Linked DNA regions of Homo sapiens: all the other regions are linked to region 2. Evidence: chromatin loops called from intact Hi-C (ENCODE). Cell type or tissue: Calu3. All regions are shown on one strand.

The links. Peaks named below come from ENCODE experiments on the same cell type or tissue, not always from the same donor. Only the 100,000 strongest peaks of a DNase experiment are listed, where the experiment ranks them.
Region 1: it touches region 2 in a loop (11-fold over the local background); 11 of 110 quality-filtered maps call a loop at or near these places.
Region 3: it touches region 2 in a loop (10-fold over the local background); 19 of 110 quality-filtered maps call a loop at or near these places.

Annotation. Positions count from the first base shown.
Region 1 is chr6:127,686,847-127,694,846 of GRCh38, reverse strand. No RefSeq gene overlaps it. Among named protein-coding and RNA genes, the nearest start is that of LINC02536, 27 kb to the right of the region's middle. In Calu3, no CTCF peak of the experiment used is centred here; no DNase peak of the experiment used is centred here.
Region 2 is chr6:127,551,048-127,559,047 of GRCh38, reverse strand. No RefSeq gene overlaps it. Among named protein-coding and RNA genes, the nearest start is that of C6orf58, 22 kb to the left of the region's middle. RefSeq lists a silencer at 4,335-4,484. In Calu3, no CTCF peak of the experiment used is centred here; a DNase peak (open chromatin) is centred at 4,407.
Region 3 is chr6:127,638,345-127,646,344 of GRCh38, reverse strand. No RefSeq gene overlaps it. Among named protein-coding and RNA genes, the nearest start is that of LINC02536, 22 kb to the left of the region's middle. In Calu3, a CTCF peak has its summit at 4,146; a DNase peak (open chromatin) is centred at 4,164.

The DNA.
Region 1 (8,000 bases), 140 kb before region 2:
AGAGTTGGAGGGTTTTGGGTTGAATTGTGGCCATCCAAAATTAACATGTTAAAGTCCTAAACTTAGTACTTTAGAATGTGACTGTATTTGGAGAAAGGTCCTTTAAGGAGGTAATTAAAGTGAGGTTATATGGCGGGCTACAATCCAATATGATTAATGTCCTTATAAGAAGAGGAAATTTGGACATGGGAATATGAGCACACAGAGGAAAAACCATGTGAAGACAGAGGGAGAAGATGGCCATCCACAAAGCAAGGAGAAAGGCCTCAAAGAAACCACCTCTGCCAACACCTTGATTTCAACTTCTTGTCTCCAGAACTGTGAGAAAATAAATTTCTGTTATTTAAGCCATTCAGTATGTGTACTTTGTTATGGCAGCACTAATAAACTAACACCATGTATTTGTACATATGGTATTGAAATAAACTCACACACATATGTACGTGTATACAGATAGTCCTTCCTTGCACAGTTCCAATATGTACAGATTTCAATTACCATGATTTAGTTAAATAATACCAAATAATAGTAATTCCCCAACAACGCAGTTCAAATTTTAGTTTTCACAGTATATTAACTGAGTAACAGAGTAAAGTACAAATGTTGCTGCTAGCTTTTCAGACCGTAAATGCTTATGTAAATAACATGGATACATTGTGATCAGTGGCCAATGATGTAACTTCTTTTAAAGTTTGTTAGTGAATGTTCACTGCACATCTGTAATTCAGTTCCCACAGACAGCAAAGCATTTTGTTATGTTGCTTCCTGGTCTCCTACTGAAAAACCCACCTGACATTTTATAAAAGTGAATAATCCAAAGAGGGAATTAAAGAAGTCAACATACATAAAAGTGCAGCAAAAAAACAAAAAGTAACACCAGCAGGGAAATGTGAGTCAAATATGAATGGAGTTATGGGAAAATAGCTGCCATTAAGAGACTCTAATTACACAGCCAGAGGAACTTAGTGAAGTTCCCACTTAATGACATGCATAAGGAAAGTGGTTCTGACAAAAAGGACAAAGATGTTGAAGACGAGGTGGTGGTAACAGCACAAATACTTCACTTGAAAGAAATTCTCTAAGATATTTCACATCATTGGAAGATACAATGTTGGCATCTGATACAAACTTAGAAAGGAGTATGACAATTCTTCCTCTGTATTTTACAATACATGATGTAGATATGTAGATGTATAGTCATACATATATATAAATGATGGTTAAAATTTAAACTACATAGTCAAGTTTTAAAATATTTTTAAACTAATTAAATTTAATTAAAATAAAAAGTTAATGTTTATACATAGGACTTAATGTAGATAAGGGTTTTGAAATTAAAACATTTATACTTTCAATTTCAAAGCACACATATACAACGAGAGAAACAAAAATAATAAAATAAAAAATGGGTAAAGTACACAAACTCATAAGTTAATCAAATTGACATTTAAGTATCATATTTCATCTATCATAGAAGCACAGATTTAAAGCTTTCCTAAACTGAGTGTGGGTGTGCAGAAACAGGAACTTAATGTGTTTCTTGGTGAGAATATAAAGTAAAACAAAATTGTTGAGTGCAATTTGACAATATCGATTAAAAAATATTTACCTTTTAACTCAGCAGTTTCATTTCCAGGAATTTATTCTAGGTTATCATCACAAATTAGGCCATGAAAAATAAACACAGATGGGCACTGTTTTAAATAGTGCAAAATTGCAAACAATCTAAATAACGATTGATATGTGGTACTATCCGACACACAAACAGACAGATGGGTAAAATGAGGGACAGTGGAGTTGTGAGTAGTATGTTCTCATTTATTAAGTGTGTGTCTGTGAGTGCCTGTGTGTGTGTGTGTGTGTGTGTGCATGCGTTTATGTACCAAAAAGTATAAAAGTGCCCTTTCTTGCTGTGGGCCTAAAGTATGGAGGTATATATAGTTTAACTTTTTGACAATAAATATACTTTCAAAAAGAACTAAGGACCAATGTTATACCTATATTAAACAGTATTGCCAAAATAGGAAACGAATAATTATTGACCATTTGAGAAGGCTTCAAGGAAAGGGAACGTGTCAGTTTAGACCAGTTAGTGTGCCAGACACAGTCAACAGCTTCTTCTCATCTTACTTACTTGGGAAGGGTGTACTATTCTATCATAATGAGGAGACATTACCCTTAATGTATTATTGCCTTTAAATATGTCTCAAATTCATCTACTTCTCTCCATCTCTTTCTTGCCTTTATGTGGACTCCTCTGTCATTATCTTCTGTTACACCTTAATCTGGATAGTAACCAACAGAGTTTGAATATTTCCTTTGTGAACTCTGCAAGTTTCATCAAAGCAGACACCAACATTCCTTCTTCTCCTCTACCACTATAGTACATATTGTACACTAGTGTATCTTCAGTATTGTGAATAATGGTTTGCATATATTTTTACTGAGTTCTTGGTGTTTAGGCTGTTTGTATCATCTGTTTGATATCAACAGCACCACATCGTAGGTGCAAAATGTATGATTTTTGAATGAATAAATCTCTAATGCTATATACATTTATTTTGTAATACCACTTCTAACTTAGATTTTTATCTTAAGCCTTATCTTTAATTGTGGAGGTTTCAAAACATTTCCAAGCATTGTGTATTTGTTCCTTTCATGTTTAGCACAGTTTTATTACCTTTGAAACCTGTTACATCTTTCCCAACTAGACCATAACTCCATGAAAGCAATGTCCTACCTGTTTTGTTCTCCAGTCCTACAAGTACCTGAGAGAATAGTTGAATAAATGTGTAAAATGAAAATGTTTGTTCACTGATGAGTAAGAGTCATGCTTGACCAGTGGAGCATCTTTCAAGATAACAGATGACACTTGTAGGGAGCCAGGGGTCACCTCCAACCCCCCTTTTAACTCTTAATAGGTTCTTCAGCTGGATGGAGAAACCAGATTGACACCAGGCAGGTTGATAAGAGAAAAGCATACAAATTTTATTAGTTTTACATGCACATGGGGTTCTTCACAAGAGAGGGAAGTCAAAAGAAGTGGCCAAAGCAAGATGCCTTGATACTTTTTAGACATAGAGTGATAGATTTGAGAAGAAATGATAGGACAAAGAAAATCTGGCTACAGTGGTAAAAATTTTCCAGGGGAGTTACTAAGAAATACATGGGAAAGTGTAAAACAGGTGAAGGATGAGGATTACTTCATTAATTATGTTTATTTAGGTCCACTGTAGCCTTCAATTCCAAGTCTCTGGTGATACGGGCTATTTTCTGACCCTGATATGGAGAGAGTACCCCTTCCAGAGGAATCTTTATTGTTTGCTGCAGGTAGAAAGAGATAGGTCAGCTCAGCCTTTCTGAAATTATTTCTCTAATGTTTTTAACTCAGAATAATCAACATACCAAGTAGGCATATTTGGGGATGGCACATTGTTCACTCCTTTACTCTGAAGTTATGTCTTTTCAGGGCTTGCAAAACAATGACAGGACTAAAAAAATGCTGATATTGTAAAAAACTTTTTTTCCCAGACTATAGATTTTGTGTATATAATGAGTTGATAAACTCTGAGAACATCAATTTTTAGTCAGATTTGGTCAAATTCAAATTTACCTTGGTCACTTACTACTTGTGTGATCACAGGAGCAGGACTTCATTCCATTATCTATTAAATGGGGGACAAAGACACCTGCCAGTAGAATTGTCATGGAGATGAAGGATAATGATGGATGCACATGAAGCACAACCCAGTGCCTGGCACTTGAAAGGTGCATAAACGTCATTAGTCTCTTTCTTCCATTTCCCCTCCTGCATTTTTGCTTATAATCCTTGTGTATTTAGTATCCATGTAACATACTATCAGCATGTGAAATAGATAATTTTTAGAGCATTTGAATGATGTTAGTAGAAATCACCCATTTCCTGACAGTTTTTAATCTGCATTCAACTTTTGATTATTTATTTGCAGATTGGTCATGAGAATCATAAAAACTCCTGGCTACCTTTCTTTTGCCACCAAGTAATTATTACCTATTATCATTTTTTAACCATGTGTATAAACCTCACTGTCATGTGCTTTCAAGGATGGAAAACTGTTGTGCTTATAACTCAATTTCAAACAAATGAATAAAATAAATATTTGTTCAAAATCCATGTCAATATTATCAGTTAAAATAATACAGTTTTCCATAATAGTTCCAAAATATCAACTGAACATTTAATATTGAAATTGATAAAATTAAGTCCAGTCCCCTAAATGTGGCAAAATCACAACCCTTCTTAAGACAAATAAAGCAGCTGAACACTGTCTTAGATAAGTTTTATTCAATGTATTAAATTCTATCAGAAATTGAACGCAATTATAAACAACAGTATATGTGTTGTATGTTTACAACACATATACATTGAAACTGATGTTTAGTTTAAGTTTTTTGTTTTTTTTTCACATGTGGTTTTTACTTAATTCAAAATATCTGCCAAGCCTTGGAATGCAAGTTAATTCCAAGCAACAATGAAAATGAAGACAGGGGTTGATCATGAGCATGACCACTAGATGCTGCTAGTTGTCTAGTTTATAAATCTAAGCAGTTGCATTTCTCAAAAGCTTGCTTCTCCCTTTTTTTACCACTGTTTTTCAAACACAATATAGAATTCAATTCTAAGGTTCAGTTAAGTTGGAGCATATAGAAAGTTAACATTTGTAATATTCAAGTTTAAAAAAATTGCTTCTAACTTCACTCAATCTCTTTTTCTTTACATCCTAAAAGGTAGTAACATCCAAGTCTAAAATATAGTTATGTCACAAAAATAACCACATCTCCTTGTAATTACATTATTGTTATAATAAGCTGTCATCAGATTTTTTAACAATGGGCAATTTAACTCTTGTCGTTCATGGACAGTTAATTGCTTTACTTTGATTCTTCTCTGAAAGTGTTTGTAATCAGCTACAGTTTAAAATTGCCTTATCTTCAAGGACATTCATGAAAAAGACTCTGACAGGTACTCTGAAATACAGATTGCTGCTGATAACTTTGTGATCTTATCATTGGACTGGGTAAGAATTTTTAAAACTCTAATGAAAAACCTAATGGCTTCATGCAACAGCTGTAACAAGATCAAGCAAAATAAGAATTGCATGATGTTCATTCTGCTGAGGATAATGTTTTTTGACTTTCTATTCAAAATTTTGGAGGTTCTTAAATGTTTTATTTTCCTGAACTAAGGAAATTTTAAATTTTTTCTTAAGCTATCTATAGCATATTGGTAACATACGCTTTTGTAAACAGAATTAAAATATTTACCTTTTCTCCCTACCTGATTCTTCCAGAATTCACAAAGCTACTTGTTGATTTTCTTATTTCTTGGCAATACAGTGAATTGCAAAAGTTCAATAAGACTCTGTTTTCTTTATAACAGGACAGAATTGGAAATACCGGTTATATTACTAAGACTCTGACTGGGATACTATATTTGAGAAGATACAAAGAACATCTAGCTTCAAAGATTCTCAGCCTCATAGTGGCTCTCACTTCCTGGCAGGCCCAGGAACCTCAGGATATTTTGGAGAGCCCAAGACAAGAGGAATTCACTAAAATCTATAGGTATTGCAGGCAAAGTTTGATGATGAGTCCTTGGCTTGACATTATAGCTTTGAGAGGCTTTTAAAAGACAAATCTGATATTTCTTATAAAAAGATTCAGGAAAGTAAACTTAAAGGGGCCAACAACAGCCAAGCTGAGAGGTAAATCAGGAAGGCAATCCCATTCACAATTGCCACTAAAAGAATAAAATACCTAGGAATACAGGTAACCAGTAAGGTAAAAGATCTCTACAATGAGAATTACAAAACATGGCTCAAAGAATCAGAAAAGACAAAGAAATAGAAAAGCATCCCATGCTCATGGAGAGGATGAATCAATATTATCAAAATTGCATACTGCTCAAAGCAATTTATATATTCAATGCTATTCCTATCAAACTACCAATGACATTCTTCATAGAACTAGGAAAAACTATTTTAAAATTCATATGGAACCAAAAAAAAAAAAGCCTGAATAGTCAAGGCAATCATAAACAAAAAGAACAAAGCTGGATGCATCATGTTACCTGACTTCAAACCATACTACAGGCTACAGTAACCAAAGCAGCATGGTACTGGTACAAAAACAGGCACACAGACCAGTAGAACAGAATAGAGAGCCCAGAAATCAGGCTGCACACCTACAGCCATCTGATCTTCAACAATGCTAAACAAATAAGCAATGGTAAAAGATTTCCTATTCAGTAAATGGTGCTGGGATAACTGGCTAGCCATGTGCAGAAGATTGAAGCTGTACCCCTTCCTTACACCATATACAAAAATCATATCAAGATGGATTAAAGACTTAAATGTAAAAAGCAAAATTGTAAACTCTTGGAAGACAACCTAGGCAATACCATCCTGGACACAGGAATGGGCAAAGATTTTATGACAAAGACATTGAAAGCAATCTTAACAAAACCAAAAATTGACAAATGGGATCTAATTAAACTTAAGAGCTTCTGCACAACAAAAGAAATTATTAGGAGAGTAAACAGTTAATCTACAAAATGGGATAAAATATTTGCAAACTATGCATCTGACAAAGGTCAGATTTATAAGAAACATAATCAAATTTACAAGAAAAACAAACAATCCCATTAAAAAGTGGGCAAAGGACATGAACAGACACTTCTCAAAATAAGACATACATGTGGCTGACAAGCTTATGAAAAACAGCTCAATATCACTGAGAATTAGAGAAATGCAAATCAAAGCCACAGTGAGATACCATCTCACACCAGTCAGAATGGCTATTGTTAGAAAGTCATAAAATAACAGATGCTGGTGAGGTTGCGGAGAAAAGGAAACACTTAGATACTGATGGTGGGAGTGTAAATTAGCTCAACAATTGTGGAAAGGAGAATGGCGATCCTCCAAAGGGCTAAAAGCAGAACTACCATTAAGCCCAGCAATCCCTTTACTGGGTGTATACCCAGAGGAATATAAATCATTCTACCATAAAGGCACATGCACGTGAATGCTCACTGCAGCACTATTCACAATAGCAAAGACATGGAATCAACCTAAATGTCCATCGATGACACATTGGATAAAGAAAATGTGGTACATATACATCATGGAATACTATACAGCCATGAAAAAGAACAAGATCATGTTTTGAAGGAGCATGGATGGAGCACGAGGCTATTATCTTTAGCAAATTAACACAGGAATAGAATACCAAATAACACATATTCTCACTTATAAGTGAGAGCTGAATGATGAGAACTCATGAATACAAAGAAGGGAAAAACAGAACCTGGGGTCTACTTGAGGGTGGAGGGTGGGAGGAGGGAGAGGAGAAGAAAATGTAACTATTGGGTACTAGGCTTAATACCTGGCTCATGAAATAATCTGTAAAACAAACCGCTGTGACACAAGTTTACTTATATAGCATGTACCCCTAAACCTAAAACAAGTTTAAAAAAAAAAAAAATAAGGATTTGCTTCATAGTTGTATCAGAAGTCTTCAACGTGAAAAAGGGGCCTATATTGTCAATCACTATTTTTGCTGTGCTTACATAATCAGGCAAAGTATGATGAGAGTAAATTTATTTTTATAAACAAATTAGTCTTACTTTGATTAACTCAGGTAGAAATTGGGGTGACTATAGAGATAAAAAGTACGTTTCTAAAAAAACTATAGTATACTTGTTATTGGATTATAGCTCTATTCATTGTTTGTTTATTTGTTTATTTATTTATTTATTTTGAGAAAGAGTCTCACTCTGTCACCCAGGCTGGAGTGCAGTGGTGCGATCTCAGCTCACTGCAACCTCTGCCTCCCAGGCTTAAGCGATTTGCTTACCTCAGCTTCCTGAGTAGCTGGGATTACAGGTGCCCGCCATCACATCTGGCTAATTTTTGTATTTTTAGTAGAGATGGGGTGTTGCCATGTTGGCCAGGCTGGTCTTG
Region 2 (8,000 bases):
ACATGGGGATTAAAGGAGCTACAATTCAAGATGAGATTTGGAGGGGGACACAACCAAACCATATCATTATGCTCCTGGCCCCTCCCAAATCTCATGTCCTAATATTTCAGAATACAATGATGCCCTTCTAAAAGTATACCAAAGTCTTAATTCATTCCAGCATTAACTCAAAAGTCCAAGTACAAAGTCTCATCTGAGACAAGGAAGTTCCTTCCACCTATGAGCCTGTAAAATCACAAGCAAGTTAGGTACCTCCTAGATACAACAGGGGTACAGGAAGTGGGTGAATACACCCTCTCCAAATGGGAGAAATTGGCCAAAACATAGGGGCAACAGACCCCATAAAAGTCCAAAACCCAATGGGGTAGTCATTAAACCTTAAAGTTCCAAAATGATCTCCTTTGACTCGCTGTCTCATATCCAGGTCACACTGAAGCAAGAGGTGGGCTCTCATGACCTTGGGAAGCTCCACCCCTGTGGCTTTGCAGTGTACTGCCCCCATGGACTGGTGATGAGTGTCTGCAGCTTTTCCAGTGTACTACCCCCACGGACTGGTGATGAGTGTCTGCAGCTTTTCCAGGTGCACGGAGCAAGCTGTCAGTGAATCTATCATTCTGGAGTCTGGAGGACAGTGACCCTCTTTTCACAGCTTCACTAGGTAGTGCCCCAGTGGGGACTCTGTATGGGTGCTCTGACCCCACATTTTCCTTCCACACTACCCTAGCAGAGGTTCTCCATGACGGCTTCACCCCTGTGGAAAACTTCTTCCTGGACATCCAGGCATTTCCATACATCCCTGGAAACCTAGACAGAGGTTCCCAAACCACAATTGTTGACTTCTGTGCACCCACAGGCTCAACACCACATGGATGCCACCAAGTCTTGGCGTCTGTGCCATCTGAAGCCATGGACTGAGGTGTACTTTGGCCCCTTTTAGCCAGACTGGAGCAGCTGGAACGCAGGGCACTAAGTCCCTAGGCTGCACACAGCAGGAAAAAATCTGAAATCTGCTGAAAGCTTTGAATGTGATCTGTTTTTTATCTTTTGCTATTGTTAGTATTTTCTTTGTCTAAATTTTCACAATTTGATTATAATGTGTCTTAGTGAACTTCTCTTTTGGTTGAATTTTACTGCCAGTTTCTGAGCTTCTATATCTGAATGTTATCATCTTTACCTAGATCTGGAGATTTTTCAGCCATTATTTTCTTAAATATGCCTTCTAGGCCTTTATATCTCTCTTCTCCTTCTGAAACTCCTATTATATGGTGGATAGTTTTTGCTTGATGGTGTCCCATAATTTATGTAGGTCTTATTTATTCTTTTTCATTCTTTTTTCTTTTTATTTCTCTGATTGGATAATTTCAAATGTCCTGTCTTTGAGATCATTACTCTTTCTTCTGCTGGATCAAGTCTGCTATTTAAACTACCTATTGGATTTTTCTCAGTTGTTATATTCTTTATCTCTAGGATTTTTATTTTTTAATTTTTACATTTCTTTGTTAAACTTCTAATTTTGTTGATGCATTGCTTTCCAAATTTTATTTATGTTTCTATTTAAATTTTCTTAGAGCTTTCTGAATTTCTTTATAGGTTGATTATTTGGAATTATTTTTTGGTCATTTTATAGATCTCCATTTCTTCCAGGTCTATTACTGGAGCTGTATTAGTTTTTTTTTTTTTTTTTTTTTGGTGGTATCATATATTTTCCTGATTTTTCATAATCTTTCTGTCCTTATAATGATACCTGTGTGTTTTAGCAGACAGCCACCTCTTCCAGCCCTTGCAGGTGTTCTTTGGTGGTGATAGAACTTTACTATATAGTCTAGCCTGGGATTCTGGAGGAATCAGCTAATAGCAACCTCAGACAGGCTAACCGTGGTTCAGGTGTCCTAGTTGGACTGGTCACTTCCTGTGCTCTGAGGTCTAATGGTACTGCTGGTTGTACTCTGTGGTTTGGTGAGACCACTAACTGGACTCTACTGTCAAATGGGGCTTCTGGCTGGACTCTATGCTTGTCTCTGAATGGGCAGGGTTGTAGATTTTCTTCCTTGGCTGGATGATTCTGTTGCTCAGAATCTGTAGTTGTGCAGGATTATACGCTGGGCTCTGAGACTGGATGAAGTGGCTGGGGTAGCTGCTCAACCACACAAGATGAGCAGGGCCAGAGGCCATGTTTCATAGATATGCATGTAGTCTTGCCTCTTGGACTATGGTGGGCTTAAGCAGAGCACCAAGGCTTTTTGGAGTCACTGCTCTTCAGTTTAGGTTGAGTGGGGCCACATGCTCTCTCTGTGAGTACCAAGGCTGTATGGAGTAGCTGGCTAGGGACTCAATCCTGGCAAACTTGTGGACTGTGTTCCTGTAGCACTATGCTGTTGGCTAGTCATGATGTAATCCTGCTGGTACTCCCAATGTTTCCCATAGGCTGACAGGAGTGAGATTTCTATGAAGGGTCCCAGAATTGTATGGAAACTGAATGTCTACCTCCAACTCATTTTTCTCACTGTAGAAACCATGGGTCCATGGGAATCCTCTGTGTGTGGCACTGTACTGCCTTGGGGTATGGGTGGTGCAGTCAAAGAGAACCATTCCTCTGATCTCCTGAACATGGTTTTTCTCGCTTTGGTGGTCCAAGTGGATCTCTCAGCCTCACTCCTGAGTTCGGGGATTTCCCACAGTTATTCTTGTCTGTGGGCAGTTGCTAGCTGGATTTCTGTGGGGAGAGAGTGGAGGTGGAGAACTTCTATTCTGCCATCTTGCTGATGTCACTCCAATTTTGGAATTTTTGACTGACTTGTTCACGTTTTACTTTAGAAGTATATTTAATGACTGATGAATGTAATTCAATCCCAACAAATCCAAAAGTTATGATTTGGGAACTTGGCCAGAGATTCTAAAATTCATGATAGAGAACAATCATGGCCAAAAATTTCTAAAATATAAAAGTTACACACCAAAAAATTGTTTTTCAGTTTCCACTGGTGAAGCTTTTCAAATATATTTTTAGAACACAAGATAGAAATATCTCTGCAGTAACAAAAATCATAGGCCAGAATGAGGCTGAGTATTGACAATGATCCATTCCATCTACTGGAGAAAAGTTAACACACATGCACACACAGAAACACACACACACACAAATGCATTCATGCAGTAAGCCATGCCTATAATTGGAGATGAATCCCTATGCAAAGTCTACCCCATTTATCATTGCTACACTGTGTTGCTCTAATCCAGAAATTTCCCACTTCCAGAAGTATACTCCACAGTCACAATAAACTAGAGCATTCTCTATAAAACTCAGTATGTTCCAGGCCCCATACTAAGTGCTTTACATACATTATCATATTGAATCTTCCCAAATAGTGACTATTCCTAAGATAACAGATGTATTTTCATCCTCACTTTATGGATGAGGAAGCAGAACTTTAGAGAGTTTAAGTCTTCGTGCAAGATTTAGGTGAGTATGTGGTTAAACATGGATTTGGAATAGCTAAACAGAAGATATATTTTCTTAATTTATAATAGAATTGCTAACAGTTGACACAATAATTTTTTACTGATGTTATATGAACATTTCAGTATCTCACTCAATGTTTTTGCTATGAACCACAAATTATTAAAGGTGATTTTTAAAAACTGCTTACCAAACCACACTCACACACTGCAAGAAAAGCAATGTAAAAGTCTCAAAGATGTTTTGTTAACATTCATGTTAAATATTTGTGCTCCAGATATTTTAAAAATGCAAATCCATAAAATTATATTTTATGAACAAATTTTAGTATTATTTTATGATGATATTAACCAGAACAGCAGCTCCAAGAAACTAATCATCAGGTGGTGAATTAGACATCATTTATTTATTCATTTCAGACAAAGTGTTAGGTTCCAAGAGAATGGTGAATATGAAAACTATGTACCATCCTGCCAATGAGCACATTCACATGGTGACAATCTGATTTCCTAAAACTGAAACAGACTGCTTTAAAATAGCTCTTCACCATTCTCCAGAAAACACATTAAACATGTTTTACTTTTCTTTTAATAAGAGAAGCAGGAGTAATTTAAGACTCAGAATTAGTAAGTGTCCTTTTCAAGAGTGTAAGTAAAAAAATATATGTAATTAATTGTGAAAAGCACTACTAGCACTAATACCAATTCTCAAGTTGTTTAATTTATATTAAGTTCTTTCTAAAAATTAAAACATTCTAAAATATGTATAATTTTCATACATGGCAATCAAAGGTAGATATTATTTTCTTCTTTGAGGTATTTTCATACAAAGGCACTATGGAGCCTCTTGATATGGTCTCAGCATAGAGGTCTCATTTAGCCATGCCTATCTGAGGACATCATACTAACCCTGGTTTTGCCTAATCGGGGCACATGCCCAGCAGGCCATGAGTAACAGTGTTCAAATGCTGCCACCATTCGGCTAAAGAAAATAGGCACCAGGTCCCAGGTAAAAGGCAGAGAGGGGAAACATAAAGAGGCTGACATAATTTTATGTTTTGAGGGAGTTTTTTTCATTTTAGATTTGCTTCATTGTAAAGACCATTGAAATAAATTACAAGAATTTTTATATGCTAGGGTCTTTCCATTAATAGTTTTCATTAATGAAGTTTTCTGCTCATGCTATTGGGGAAAAACATGTAAAGAATAATACAATTTAAAAATTAGGTAGTTAAATGTTTGATGATCTAACCTTGATTAGTTTACTTCCTTATTCATTTATTTATTGACTTAGGCAAGTGACCCTAATGATTCAAAACAAAATTAACAATTTAACAATTTAGTGGTAAAATTTTGGTAGATAACCTTCCGTATTCTTTCTATGCATATTTAAATTTATTTTACCAGAAAGGAAATATATCATACAGTTTGTCAACATTTATTTACATATAATTTAATCCTTTATATTTCATCCAGAGATATTGATAAATTTTTTAAAATGCCAGTTCTTACAGACTTACTTTGTTCTTTCAAGGTTGACACAATACTATATTGTAAGTTCGTATAACCAACCTCTTAGCATGGAAATTTTAATTGGTTGCAAATTTTTGTATTTAAAATGATCCTGTGGTAAATATTATTTGCCATTTTATTCCCAGTATCTCACATAGTGCCTGGCACATAAAAGGTGACCATGAATGTTTACTTAAGAAAACATGTGCATCTACAGTAGGAAAACTTTCTTTGGGTTAAAATATATATCACTTGAAATTGAATTTTGAGAGACTTTATCACATGGGATTCCAAGAAGGATATATTAATTTATACTACCTCTCTTATGAAATAAATTTGCACATCTTACTAACTCTCAACAATTCTATTATAAATCATTGTAATGCTTGCCTATCTGATCAAATAAAATTTTAATTGTTTTCTTTTTTATTCTTCCTTTAGTGAGATCAAGTCTTTACAAATTATTTTTAGCCAGTTTCTCTCTCTCAGATTAATTGACTGTTCACTCTGTTTAGCTATTTTTCTAAGTTATTTCTTTTTCTTAATGACTTATAAAATCCATTTACATAACATGGTCTGGATATTAAAATTTTCTCTGTAATATGAGACAAACATTTCAATTTGGATTATGTTGACTTTACAAAGATTATTAATTTTTTCTGAGGCAATTACGTCTTCATTAAATCTAACATGTAAATTTATTATATAAATAGTTTCTTAGAGAATTAAGATGGTCAAAAAATAAAAGAATAATTGTTATTTTAAAATATTAGACAAATTAAATGAGTCAACCCATTTCATAAGGATATTGGGTACTATAATTTAATTTGCTTGAACAGCTGTTGGCATGTTCATAATTGTAAAATTCTGCCAAATTAATGTTAGCCCATCTGTCTAGGCATTCCATAGTAAGTAAATTCATGCCTTGCATAAACTATACCATTATTTTAACATTATGTTTTTTGTGCTACCCTTTATGTTAATATTATTTTGAAACTATGATAAAATAAAGAAGATATTAACCCTGTCTAATGTCTAAGTATTTACCAAATTTTATTGAACTTTTGTTATATTTATATGCCACCTACTAAAATTTTTAATTTGTTCTAAAGTCCTCCAGTTCTGTTATTAGGTCTTTTTTTCTAGTGTGACATGAACTCATACATAGTAACATTGTAAGCATGGCCATTAACTTGACTCAAAGTTAAAGTCTTTCTATTTGTAAGATAAACTTTAGCAAAACAGTTTTTTCTTAAGGAATTGACATATTTTAATAATATGGAATTACATTTTCTCTAGAAATCCTTCAGTTTCCCCTTTTCAAAATGTTATCAGCAATATATTAGATTATAAACCAATAAACATAGAAGTTAGCATTATAATGAATACACCATTAGAAACTGGGATTCCCTTCAGATTGTTGACTCTTTTGAGCTCAGAGGCCCCATGTTTATCATAGGATTCAGAGGAAAGTAAGCCAAATATGACAAAGATAATGTGCTAATGTGCAAGGAATGACACAGAGCAACTTTCCACCTGAGTTTTGGTCCATATTTTGGCCAATGAAGGTCTGCGTATGGGTTAAAGAAGTTGGGAAAAGACACAAAGGACAGGTAGATGGGGTACAGGTTGAGTGAAGATCCAATTAACTATGTATTCCAAATCTTGACAACAAATACTTCTCATTTTCTGTAGAAATGTAGTGGACAAACAGACCACAAACAATGAATGGGAGCTCAATCAACCAGCTCTGGGCACAACATAGTGGCGTTGTGTACTACTCACAGAAGACTGCTGGTTACAATACAAACCAGACTAAGTGAGGACAGTAAAAACTCTGTCATCATTGAGTTACTGACCACTGGAAAAAGTAGACCCCGGGAACATAAACTCAAGAGGGCCACTCATGACCTTCAAGTCCTTTGTTGATCTAAACAACAGATTCTCAACTAGAGATAATTTTGCCTACCAGAGGACATTTGGCAATGTCTGGAAACATTTTCTACTGTCACAACTGGAAGGGAAGGTGCTACTGATGTTTAGAAGGCAGAGGCCAGGGATGAGGCTAATTATCCCACAGTGCACGTAACAGCACCCCCACCCTCAACAAAGAATTATGTAGCCTGAAACATCAATAGTGCCAAGGTTGAGAAACTTCAATCTAGATGAAGGAAAGCTAACAGGTTCATTCAGTAGGATGTCTTTTTTAAAAGAATGTCAAAGACATTCCTTCAATAATATAAACACTGAGTTTCCTTGCTTGCTCAGGCGAAACAAAGTAGCCCAGTGAAGAACTTCCCTGAGTGGCCCTCTGACGGATAGAAGAATTTATGTGATAGAAAGGCAATGTTTACTGTAGTTAGGCACATTAAAAAATTGAAATTTGTATACTGCAAAGGGGAGGATTAGTATTGCACATAACTGGGTAAAACACATCCTATTGTTCATTGACCTGTAGCTTTCTTTTTTTGATGTGTCTTAGTCTGGTTTTAGTATCAGGGTGATACTGGCCTCACAGAATGAGTTTGGAAGTGTTCCCACCTCCTCTATTTTTTGGAATAGTTGGAGTAGAATTGGTATTTGTTCTTCTTTAAAAGTTTGGTAGAATTCACAGTGAAGCCATTTGGTCCTGGACTTTTCTTTGATAGGAGGCTTTTTATTACGGCTTCAGTCTCATTACTTATTATTGGAACATGACATCACTCTTGATGTTAACTGTGATCACCTGGCTGAGATCGTGTTTGTCAGATTTCTGTAGTGTAAAATTATTATTTCTCCCCTTCCCTATTGCTCTCTGTGGAAGTTACTGTGCACAGCCTACACTGATGGTGTAGGAAGTTAGTTATTCAATGATTTATTTATATCTGTGTGGAATCATGGATATTTGTTTTGTACTTTGCATTTACTCCAACACCATGCTATTTTGCTGCTCAGATTATTCCAGCTTTGGCCATAGAGAGCTCTTTTGGTGGGCTTTCATGCCTCATGGACATACCCCATTGCAGTGTTTTATGTTTTATGAGAGGGTTTTT
Region 3 (8,000 bases), 87 kb before region 2:
GGTGAAAGTGAATGTCCTTATCTTGTTCCAGAGCTTAGAGGCATTCCCCATTCAGTATGATGTTAGCTGTGGGGTTGTCATATATGCCTTTATTGTTTTGAAGTATATTCCTTCTATACCCATTTTGTTGAGTACTTTTTATCATAAAGAGATGCTGAATTTTATCAAATGGTTTTTCAACACCTGTTGAAATGAATATATGGTTTTTGTCCTTGGTTCTGTTAATGTGATATATCATGTTTATTAATTTGCATACATTGAACCATTCTTGCATCCTTGGAATGAATCCCACTTGATTATGATAAATTATCCTTTTAATGTGTTGTTGAATTCAGTTTGCTAGTACTTCTTTGAGAATAGTTGCATCTATGTTCATCTGGGATATTGGTCTGTAGTTTTCTTTTTTGGTTGTCGCCTTGTCTGGTTTTGGTATTGGGGTAATTCTGCCTTTTAGAATGAATTTGAAAGTATTGTCACTTCTTCAATTTTTTCAAGTTGTTTCAATAGAATTCATATTAATTCTTTTTTAAGTGTTTAACAGAATTCAGCAGTGAAACTATCAGGTTCTAAGCTGATCTTTGATGAGAAAATTTTTTACTGATTCAATCTTGTAAATCACATTTGGTCTGTTTTCTATTTCTTCTTGATTCAATCTTGGTATTTTGTATGTGTGCAAGAATTTATCCACTGAGTCTAGGTTTTCCGAAGTGTTAGTGTATAGTTGTTCGTAATAGCCTCTAAAGATTCCTTGTATTTATGTGGTATCAGTTGTTATGCTTGCTTTTTTATTCCTGATCTTATTTATTTGAGTCTTCTCTTTTTTTCTTAGTCTAGAAAAAGGTTTGTCTATTTTGTATATCTTTTCAAAAACCCAACTTTTTGTTTTGTTGATTTGGGGGGTTCTTTTGGTCTCGCTTTCATTTATTTCTGCTGTAATATTTATTATTTCTTCCCTTCTAGTATCACTGGGGTTAGTTTATTTTTGTTTTTCTAGTTCCTTGAGATATATCATTAGGTAATTTATTTGAAACCTTACTACTATTTTATATAGGCACATATTGATATAAACTTCCCTCTTCCCTATTCTGTATCCCACAGATTTTAGTATATTGTATTTCTATATTCATTTGTTTCAAGAATTTTTTTAATTTTTAAATTAATTTATTCATTTATCCTTTGGTCCTTCAGGAGCACGTTGTTTAATTTCTTCAGGAGCATGTTGTGTAGTTTACAAGCCTTCTCTTGTTATTGATGTCTAGTTTTATTCCATTCTTGTCTGAGAAGATAATTGATATAGTTTTGACTTTTTTGAATTTGTTGAGACTTGTTTTGTGATCAAATATACTGCCTGCTCTAAAGCATGTTTCATGTGCTGATGAGAAGACTGCACATTCTACAATAATTGAGTGAAATGTTCTGAAAATGTCAGTTAGGCCCATTTGGTCAACTATGTAGTTTAATTCTGCTGTTTTTTGTCGATTTTTCTGTTTAGATAATTTGTCCATTAATGAAAGTGGGGTGTTGAAGTCTCAACAATTATTGTATTGCAACTCATCTTTCTCTTTAGATCAATTAATGCTCATTTTATATACTTGAGTGTTACTGTGTTGGGTATATAGATATTTATAGTTGTTATATCCTCTTGCTGAGTTGACCTCTTTTTTAAAAGAGTGTTGTTTGTTTGTTTTTACAGTCTTTGATTTGTTGTCTATTTTATCTTATATAAATATAGCTATTCCTGCTCTTTTTTGGTTTCCATTTGCATAGGATATCTTTTTCCATTCCTTCAAGTTCAGTCTATGTGTGTTTTTACAGGTGAAGTGGGCTTCTTATAAGCAGCATATAATTGGATTTTGTTTCTTTATGCATTCATTTATTCTATATCTTTTCATTGGAGAATTTATTTCTTTTATATCAATGTTAATATTGATAAGTAAGGACTTACTGCCGCCATTTGTGGCATGTTTTCTGGTTGTTTTGTAATTCCTCTTTTCTTTTCTTGCTGTCATGCTTTGTGCTTACGTGATTTTCTTTGGTAGTATGTTTTAATTTATTGTTTTTATTTTTAGTGCATTTTTTATAGGTTTTAGCTTTGTGGTAGCCATCAGGCTTGCAAAAATCTTATAATTATAACAAGTTATTTTAAAGAGATGGCAACTTATCTTTTATCACAAAGAAAATAATAGAAATAAAGGAAAAATGACAAACTCTACCCTTTAACTTCATTCCCCCCACATTTTTACTTTTGTTGTTTCAATTGAAATATTTTTATCCTGACTATCTCTTAACAGGTTGCTGTAGCACCTATTGGTTTTGGTAGATTTGTCTTTTAGTCTTCATACTAGAGTTCATTGGATTACATACCAAAATCTTGTTACAGTATTCTGAGCTTGTCTTTGTACTTATTTATGAGGGGGGTTTATGCCTTTTTATGTTTTATTTTTGTATGTCAGTCTTTTTCCTTTCAAACTGAAAAATTCTCTCTATGATTTCTAGTAATACAGGTCTGTTGTGATCAATTTTCTTAGTTTTTGTTTATTTTGAAAAAAACTATATTTCTTCTTCATGTTTGAAAGATAACTTTTCAGGGTATAATATTCTCAGTAGGCATTTTTTTTTTTTTTACTGTTTTGAATATGTCATCCTCCTCCCTCTTGGCCTATATGATTTTTACTGAAAAATCTGTTGCCAAATTGGAGCTTCTTTATACATTTATGCTTATTTCCTTTGGCTGTCTTTAGGATCCCCTTTTACCCTAGACCTTTGAGAATTTTATTGCATGACTTGGAGTAGTCTTACTTGGGTTTAATCTGTTTGGTGATCTCTGACCTTTGCATACCTGAATATTTATATCTTCCTAAAGTTTTGGAAAGTTTTATATTATTATTTCATTGAATAAGCTTTCTATCTTTTTCTTTTTCTCAGATCCCCCTTAAATATCAATAATTTTTAGATTTTCTTTTAAGGTAGTTTTTTTATATCTTGTGGGTGACAGAGCAGGAGCACCATCATTTCGGACACCATCATTTCGGACAAACACCACCATTTTAAGCTCCAGCTCCCTTTCTAGCCTCATGCACTTCAAGGAAATCACTTCTCTTCCAACTACAAGCAGCCAGAAAGAGCAGACAGTAAAACACAGATGAGGCTGCTTGGGCACGAAGGGAGGTGTGGGGAATGTCTCTTGGGTAACTGCGAAACCTCACCCTCATACAACGGGCCCCAGTAAAACAGTGGGCCTTAATAATCACATTCCTTTCCCTTCAGGTGCACTAAGATAGGGAAGCTAAAAGCAGACCCTGCAGGTATGCCTTCAGCTGCAGGGATGTATGGGAACAGACACACAACTCTCCCTCCCAGATAAGCACAACAAAGACACAAAAGAGACACAGAAGCAGTCCAAGCCTCTGATAAGCTCTCCTACCCTAAATCCTTAAAAACTCTTAGTAAGAGAGTGGGCACGACCTAACTCAGCCAGACGCCCCTCTCAGGTTTGTTTTCTCTAAAATAAACCTGTCCTTGACTGTGGAGCAACTTTTTGTTTCTTTCCTCTTTCTTTAATTCTTAACAGTGGGCATTTTTCATTCCTTTTCATTCTTTTTTTTTCTCTCTCTCACAAACTGTGTGTTTTCCAATTGCCTGTCTTTGACTTCACTGATTCTTTTCTCTGCATGATTTATTCTACTGTTAAAAGCCCCTAATGAACTTTTTAGTTAAGCAAATATACCTCTAAGTTCTAGGATTTCTGTTTGATTTTTAAAAATTATTTCAAATTCTTCATTGAATTTCTCTGATAAATTTTTGAATTGCTTATTTGTGTTATTTTGGAGATTTCTGAGTTTCCTTAAAAACTGCTATTTTGAATTCCTGATTGGAGAGTTTATCTATTGCCTTCTTGTTGGGGTTGATCACTGGCTCCTTTCTTTGTCTGTTTGAGGAGGTCATGGTTCACCATTTGCTAGTGTTGTTTCTTGTGGATATATATATATATATATATATGTCTTTGCATTGAAGAATTAGTTATTAATTCTACTCTATCTGGCTTGTTTGGGTTTTTATTGAGTATGTTTGCTTAGATATTTATTTGCGATGTAGCTGTTCAGTATCTTTTTGCTGGGTCACTACCTCCTTTCCAGCACTAGATGGCATTTTAGCCCAGATTTGCCTTTTCGGCACTAACGAAGTTCAGAGTGCTGCCTGTCCTGGATGGGGAAGGTCCCAAAGAGAATACCCTGGCATCCTGGCAGTGTAGGAAGGCTGACTAAAAGTTCATGCTCAGGAGACCCACGTGTACCCGCTAAAGCACTGTGCTGCTGAACAGCTACTCTGATTTGGCATCTCCTTTGGCCTCGATACAGAGCAGTGTTTTTCACCTGTGGATGCTAGTCCCATCTCTCCGCTTTGTCTCTAGCTGTCCTCAGGAATTTTTCTCCCTTTGGGCATTTGTGATGTTTCCAACGGTTTGAGGAGGGACGGGTCTTCTGCCAAGGAACCCAAGATGGTGGGGAAGCTGGTTGTCCCCCTTGATCTCACGTTTTCCTGTATAGTAATCATGAGTCAGGGAGAAATTTTCCTTGGGTTTTGTGCCTGGCAGACCAAGGAACAGGGATCTCAAATGTAAATGTCTGATTTTTTTTTCACCCTCTGCACAGAGTTTTTTTTCATTTCTCTGTCGACCCAGGAACTGTCTCATTTTCATATTTGAGTTCTGGAATATTGCTGATGATAATCTTAGTGCCGTATTTTTTTTTAGGTTTTCTGTCAAGGGAAAGTGAAGCCAGCTTGCTTCTACTCTGCCATTTTGGTGACATCACTCCTGTTTTATAAGATTTAAATCTAAGTATTTCAGTTTCTTTAAAGTTACTAAAAATAGTCCTATTTTTAAAATTTTAATATCCATTTGTCAGCGTATAGAAATGCAATTAATGTTTTTTCATTCTGTATCCTGAGGAATTTTCTTATTGATTTCTGGCTTACTTCATTATGGTCAGAGAACATACTCTTTATGATTTTAATTTTTTAGGTTTGTTAAGGTATGTCTTATTGTTCAGGATATACTCTATCTTTGTGAGTGTTCTACGGACACTTAAAACAATTTTGTATTCAGCTGCTTTTGGGTGAAGTGCTCTATAAATGTCCATTAGATATTGAAGCATTTTTAAGATGGCTGTTTTAAAATCCTTAGCGGATAATTTCAACATCTGATTCATCTGCATATTGACATCTGTTGAATGTCATCTCTCATTCAAATTGTGATTTGTCTCACTTTTAGTATGCCAAATGATTTTGATTGTATCTTGGACATTTTGGTTATTATGCTTGATCCTGTGTAAATCCCTGGATCCTATATAAATTTTCTATCATAGTACACGGTAGCCTTGTTTAGCATATAGGTTCTGGTATACTTTTGCGGGACTCAGTTCCAATGGCAGTTTAGTTTTCTCAGCGCTTACAATGTTATTCTGTTCTGGTTCTTCTGATGTTATTGAGCTCTCACTCAATGTCTGCTGGAACCATCTATGTGGGCAGAAATCACTTCTCTGGGCCACCTGTTGACCTTCTAGTGGGGTGAAATTTGCAGGTATGGAGGGCAGGGAATGAAGGTCACCTACACTGCTGACCTGTAGGCAGATGACACGACTCTCTGATGCCTAGGTTGTAGAGTGGAAGCTAGAATGGCCTAGGGTTTCCTTCTGTGCTGCTGCCACTCCTGCCAATGCATTAGACTGCCTACAGGTGCTCAGGTTGTGGAATGGGAGCTGGGTTCCCTACTAGTTCTCTGCTGATCTTCCACTTTTCTGTCCTTTGGCCAGAAAGGGCAATTTTTCTTGGTGTTCTTGTGTATTCCTATTGACAGTTCCAGGTTGCAGACCTCTCTGGTGCCCAATCAAGGATTATATTAGAGATAAAAGAAAACCCAGAGAACCATTTATGATGACATTTATAAAGTCTCAAGGTCTCTAGCCAGTCTTTATGTATCTATTTCTCCTCATTCAGAGTCCTGTCATCACTGTAGAATAGTCTCTAGGGAATGTAGTTGCATTTAAAGGGGAAAAGCAGAGAAATGTGAGTCTAGACCATTTTATTTCAGAACTACACATCCTATGCAATCATCTTTTGAACCAGCAATCTCTCATCTGGGAATTCACCTTAAAAATACATCTGCTATGAAATATGGGGGGGGGGTGGTTATTCATTGTGATATTACTTGTATTTGAAATGTGTTTGATAATTTTGAATCGCCACATATAGGGTATTGGTTGAATTAACTACTGAATATCCACACAGAGGAATGCTATGTAGTTAGTAAAAACAAACAAACAAACAAACAAAAATTTAAAGATGACAAATATCTCTAAGAGGACATACATAGTAATTTCCCAGGAAAAAAAATAAGTGAAAAAAATCTGGGTACCAAGGAATATATATAGTATTCTAACTTTTCTGGAAGAAATTAGGAACAAATAAGGGATAAATAAATATGGAGAATCAGGTAGAGTAAATATAAATGTAGATATACTTATTTTTAAAAAGCACACACAACAAGCCAACAAACAGAAAATGCAGGATGGATTAACGAGAAACTATTTAATTAGTTGCCCATCGGTGTGAGTGAAAATGGGTTGGGAAGGGACAGCGAAAGGAATGAAACGGCATATTTTTTCATATAACTTTGCATTTGAAATGCTAATATTTTACATTAAAAATGTAATTATATAAAAATAGGTTAAAAAGCCAAAAATTGAGATTGCCTTTGATGGAAGATTTCACAATTAGTAGTAGTTTCATTACTGTGTTTATATTATCTTTATTTGATTTTATAGCAGACATTACAACCAAAGTGAAAGAAGCTTTGTGCCTGCATTGTATGACATGCTCAACCATTTCATGTTCTGGAAGAGTACAGTGATATCCTTAAATAATTATTTGGCTACTTCTGCTTCAGTGTCAGTATAATTCAATAACATCATTATTTCATACAATTTTACAAAGCATTGACTTTATTTTCTGAGGTAAATTCAATATATTGAGAAATATATTGAATTGGTCAATAAATATTAGCCAGTCCTTCCAAGGCTAATGTCTTTACCCAATACAAGTGCCAAGGAAATAAAGTTTTATTTTAAGAATTATGGAACTGGTATGTAACAAGGAGACCTAATGAACATAAAGGCCTATTTTGGAAAGTCTGAATGTAGCCATTTTCTATAAAACAATTAACTTAGAACTGAAAATTACAGTTTAGGTAACATGCATTAAATATACAAGGTTGTATAAGATTAACTTACATATCTACAGTTCTAAATGTGATTAGATAATTAAGTAGCTTGGAATAATACAGGAGAAAAAAAAACCTCTGTGGGAGAACATTTCTTTCAAGTCTTCTCTTTTTGAAAATAGTGTCTACACTTTAGAATTAGTAGAGATTTGTTTTGGAACAAAAACATCATAAATCTAAAGCTAAAAATGGCATTCATGAAATAAGGGACCTTCACCACCACCCCCCAGAAAACAGTATCGGAAGAAAGAAACCAATGATAAAATGAGTTCTTCTGTGGAAAAGATAGAGGAGGAGATCCTGTGAGGACACCTGAGCTGTCATTGCATCTGGGCCTGTCAAGGGAATGCTCTGACACCCAGTATAATTCCCATTTGTAGGCTGTCTTGGCATGGAGAAGAGGAATATCTGAACTTCTTAGATATGATTCCGGAGAAGCCGAAACATAAGGTCCACTTTGAACAATAAACAACTCCCCTAAAGAGGACACTTGCCTACTCCTAGGAGAGTTTTTGACCCTGGGCCCAGGGGTGAGCAAATGGGAAGGTGGAATGTTAGTTTGGACATTTTCAAAATTTCATTATCATTCAACAGCACAATACATGGGCTTCCCTTTTTTAAGTGGTTGATTTTACTTCATATTTAACTGAGTTGAGCTCTATGGCATAAACAGAAAATCAAAACAGCATTAAAAATTAGGAAAATCGTCCACAAAAATATT